Regions from separate parts of the Homo sapiens genome. Here region 2 is linked to region 1. Evidence: read pairs that join two places in POLR2A ChIA-PET (ENCODE). Cell type or tissue: OCI-LY7. All regions are shown on one strand.

What was found. ChIA-PET counts read pairs that join two places held together with the same protein. Peaks named below come from ENCODE experiments on the same cell type or tissue, not always from the same donor. Only the 100,000 strongest peaks of a DNase experiment are listed, where the experiment ranks them.
Region 2: POLR2A ChIA-PET joins it to region 1 with 9 read pairs; 2 of 35 experiments call an interaction of 5 or more read pairs at or near these places.

Annotation. Positions count from the first base shown.
Region 1 is chr5:156,818,875-156,821,374 of GRCh38, reverse strand. No RefSeq gene overlaps it. Among named protein-coding and RNA genes, the nearest start is that of PPP1R2B, 30 kb to the left of the region's middle. In OCI-LY7, no CTCF peak of the experiment used is centred here; a DNase peak (open chromatin) is centred at 994; H3K27ac peaks cover 1,482 bases.
Region 2 is chr5:156,701,856-156,704,355 of GRCh38, reverse strand. The region is part of intron 7 of SGCD (sarcoglycan delta); the gene reads right to left. It overlaps LOC105377673 (a long non-coding RNA gene), which reads left to right. Exons shown (of 5, transcript XR_007059015.1): 5 at 81-158. Among named protein-coding and RNA genes, the nearest start is that of PPP1R2B, 150 kb to the left of the region's middle. In OCI-LY7, no CTCF peak of the experiment used is centred here; no DNase peak of the experiment used is centred here.

The DNA of each region.
Region 1 (2,500 bases):
ACAAAAATGTATAATCTACTGCTAATAGAGTGGGGAAACCCAGCAAGGCCTGTTTGTCTAGATTCTTGTCTATCAGATTCTGTCTGTGCAGCATTCCGTCCTTCTGGGTACGGGGTGGAACCCCCTGTGGAATGGGGTTATATGACCTACAGTCAAACAAGGTAGGCCAGATCATGTCTTTACGGCCAGTTTTTGCACAGAAAGGCAGAGGAAAAATAGAGTGATATTTTTAGGCTTTATGGTTGTCTTCAGGGAATAAAAGAGGGTTCTGGTTTCTATGACCAGCCTTGGGAAGAGGGATTCTAGTGCCTATGGCTAGCCTCAGGGGAGAATGGGACTGAGAGACAGAAGAGCAGAAGAAGGTCAGAAGAAAACCTTTTACTTCTGGGGCCTTCATTTTGAAGTGTTGTTTTCTGAGCCCTAACAGTTAACTTCTCTTCGAACATTTTCTAGATTTTTAGAGAAGGAAATGTTACTGAGTGCTGGGCATTTTAACCTAAGGAACAGACTTTTGGGGTGTAGCCATTAGCTTATGCATCCCTAGTATAGAGACAGGTACGACTGGAGGGTTTGTTTAATTTTACGCAGTCATCCAAAGCTTGCTGAGTGTGTGTGAATATTTTGCACAGTTTGTTTTTCACCTCTGGCTTTACAACAGGTCAACATTCTTCCACCTGCCTCTGGTCCTTGTGCTCCCAACTGACATGTCTAAGCCACAATCACCTCACTGCATTAGTGCAATCAATGTCTACTCTTCCCTTCTCTACTCTTGCACTTCTGTATCCACCCCCAACAGGACTCCCCACTGTGCTCCTGCCTCTGATCTCCATTCTGGTCCTTGAGCACTGCAGTTTTTCCCAGCCTCAGCGCCTTTCCACTGACTGTTCCCTCTCCTAGCTCTTCACCAGGTGGCTTCTTTCATTCTTCAGTTCTCAGCTCACATCTTCAGAGAGGCCCCTGTCTTACTCACGTTCCCCTCGGAGCACCCTGAGACAAGCAAGCAGATGGCAGCAGGTGGCTTGGGAGGCACAGAAGGCAGTAGCAGGGGAAATCAGTGGCAAGAGGCACCAGCCACCACCGCAGGCCACCAAGCTTCATCCTGTGGGAAGCTCTGGGAAAGGCATAAAATGCTGCCTCTGGGTTACCCCTATGAGTGCTGAGGGACTTGAACATTTACATACCCCCTCCACTGGTACTGGATCCTTGGGGAGGGAGAGAGCACTTCTGATTGCTCCTCGTTATGCAGAAAGAGCAGTGGGAATATGCAAATACGGGCAGTTAGAAACAGTCCTGAAGAGTAGTTTTCAAACTTTAGTGTGCTCACAAACCCTGGGGATCTTGTTAAAATGCAGATTGGTTAAAGAGTTCTGTTAGGAGGCCTGAGATGCTGCGGCTCTTAGAAGCTCCCAGATGATGCCCTTGCTGATGTTCTGAGGATCACATTGTGAGGAGCAAGCAGCTGCCGTGCATGGCCAAGGGACGTCAGAGGGACAAGGAGGCCCCAGTGGTGTCTGCTCTGCCTTCCTCCATGCCCATCCTCAAGTAGGAATCTCCAGACCCCCAAATTTGTTTCTTTTGCATCACAAGTCACTGTCTGAAATGACTGTCTTTGTGGTTTGGGTGTCTTGTTTAGTGCTGGGCTTCTTTATTAGAACGTAAGTTTCATAAGGGCATCATCTTATTGTGAGTCATTTTCCCAGGGACTAGCACAGTGCCTGGTGCACAGAAGACTGCTCAGTAAATATTTGTTGGATGATTTGCTTTTCACAGATGATATTCTCATAAAGACACTTATATATGAAGTATATATTTACATATAAGAAATGTTAGGGGCTCCTCCCCTGAGAAATGTTCTATGATTAACACAAATGATGTGGCAAATACCAAATGCCACATTTAGTTATTCTTTCTGAAGGTTTTTATGTTCTCTCTTAAGGCTATAATAAAATGTCAGTATTTAAGTTGCTCATGGTGCTCCATTACCTGTTGCAAATGTGAGTATAATTATGCTTTCTTTCTCACATCAGCAGTTTCCCAGCCATAGGGGCTCTTATCCTTCAAACCCTGCCACTTGTCTAGTTGGCTTCCAGGCGTTTTTCTTGCTGCAAGGTGGTAGTGTGTGGAGGGATCTGACATATAACGGGACATGCCTTGACAGCAGTTTCTTCTTTCCACCTAGTCCCTGCCAGGCAGATGGATGGGTGGCCATAGGAAATACACCTCCCTCTGTTCATCTCTTCTTCATTTTAGTGCCAGCAAAGCTGTGGTTCCCAGCGTAGTACTCAATGATCACTCACTGCCTCTCTTCCTCTGTTATTAAGTGTTCATTGGGAGCCTAGTATGTCCAGGCACTCTTACTCCTGCTTTGGCTACAGGAGTGAACAAGGCAGACAAGAATCCTTGCCCTGATAGAGCTCAGTTTGTATTAGAGGGATACAGGTGATGATCCAGATAAGGAAGTAAGGTATAGAATACCAGATTAGTGGTCAATGCTATGGAG
Region 2 (2,500 bases), 120 kb after region 1:
CATGTGATCCAAGTCACGTGACTGGGACTTATGACCAGAATTTTTATTGGAATTGTTGAGATTATTTCTCTTTCTTTCAGAGATGAATGAAATGATAGGATAGAAGCCTGGCGGATATCTGGACAGAACTATGCAAGAGCCTTCCTGAGAATGGAAGCCACAGGAGGGAAAACGGAACTTGGGAAAGGAAAGAGTAAAGTGGAATTTCAATGACATCATTTAAATGCCTGGATCCAAAAGTGTCTGGACATTCAATATCAAAATATTTGCTTCTCACATCATATTTCAGTGATGTGAGCCAAATGTTACCTTCCACCACCCTTTTAAGAGTCCACTTGATTTCAGTGTTCCTTCACTTGCAACCAGAGTTCTCACTGATAAGTGTCTATATGGTGGTTCATTCCTCCCTCAGTGGTATATGACAATGAAACAAGAAGGTATGGCAGGTTAAAAGTCATAGGGTACCACAACATTACACACTGAGCCACAAAAGCAGCTCAAAGCCATGGTTTGTGGGGCTCCACCTCTTGCTCTCTGGAAGGCATTAATACATGGTGGGAGAAAATTATAAGATCTATATTGTCACAGAACTTTTCACATAATTATATTGTTATTTTATATTCATTTGCTCCTGGGCTTCATCAAATGGAGAATTTCTTATCTCTGTATCCTCAAGGTTCAACACACTACCTGGCACAAGCTAGGTACATAATAAATGTTCAAGTAAAAGAATAAATGATTCATTTCTTAGTAAAAGCGTTGCCTAGCATGGTATAAAATTGTAACTAAGGATAAATCCCTTTATTTCAATCAGTTTTCACATCATGAGCCATTGATCTTTTAAATGCATGTTAAAAGTAATGCTATTCAAAAAGCTTTCCAAATGCCAGTGTTGAATGACTTAGATAAACGTGTGGTAGGAAGGAAATTCCAGGCAGAGGGATAGCTTAAGTAAAAAAGAAAAAAAAAAAAAGAAATAAATAAAAGAAAAGTATGGGCAAACTCTGAGGCATATGTTTCATGTTCCAGAAGCACCCACTATAGATTCTAAATCTGTTTTATTTTCTCTTGTTTTAACGGTATTTAAAAGTATGTTTTTCATAGTTAGCAATAACTGTGAAGAATCTAAGATTTCATCCTCCTTGCAAGCTAACAAGGTAGCCTGACACAGTTTCATGGATGCTAGCAGGAGACATGAGACTTCCAGGTCAGAAACAAGGGACTTTATTACTGGCGGCATAGCAAGCATTGCAAGCAACATCATGTCAGAGTCAATTTCCCTTGCCCCAATCCCATGGGTGGGGGTAAACACAAATGTGCCCAGATGGATGCCTAAAAATGCAGTGGCTTATATTATAGGAGCAGAACCCAGAGCTTAGGGAGACCAAATCTTTTTTAATGGGCAGTAACTTTACTGGCTTTTGCTCTGGAGGGAGATAGTAATTTTCATTACACTGGGCAATAAGCATGGCTGCACTTTGCTCTGGAGGGAAACACTATATATTTTAAAGCTGTTCACCATTTCAACATCATTGAGAAGATAGTTTAAAACAAAGGACAGCTAATGCCTCACTCAAAAGACATGCAGAAATACAAGAGGCCCATGAGAATTGTCTCCCACTCATAGTAAGAAGGGTAACAAAAAATATAAATTAAAATATTAAAGTCTCATTTTATTAAAACTTGGATATTTAATTTCCCCTCAAATATAACTATTGCCACATAAGAAAAAGAAGCTGTATAAAGCCATTTGACTTGGCAGCTTCCTGATGAATAAAAAGCAAAAATCATACTGCTTTTTATTGAGATTCATTTTCCAAAGAAAGTTAGATTCTTTTGGTTTTGGTTTTATTAGGATGAGTTTCAGTACGCTTCCCCGCCCTGAGTATGTTTGAGGATGGCTTGGGAGGAAAAGTATCCACATTTTGGCTGTACCATTAACTTGATGCCCAGGTAGAATTTATAATAAAAGGGTAAAAGAGTTCATAAAGAGAAGAATATTAAACTGAGCAATAAGGACTTGTTAAGGAAGACTAGAAATGTAGGCCTCCATGTTTAGGAGTAGAAAATTAACCCCAAGCAGAGGGCACAGTGGCATGAATGAAGCAAATTTTAGTCACCCAGCCCTTAAACACTGTTGTAAACAATAGTTAAAGTACTAAGTCAACATTTTATTATCAATTGCATCCTGTAATACCAGCATAAATGCATATAGACCCAGAGAAGGATGAGGCAATTTCAACTGATTGATAAGAACTTTACCTGCATAAGCCTCATTCTTACATACAAGGCAAACAGGGGAGCAACATCATTTAAGTCTGTGAGATTCAAATCACAGAAGCAACCCTAATATAATCTGACAATATAAGACTGAGTTGGTTCTATGGATTTTCTGAGTCTACCTATCTGATTTTTTGTGTGTTATATCTTCTCATAAAAGCATTAAGAATTGAGGATTGAATCTATTTAATGTCCTCAAGAAAAACCATAGTCAATTCAT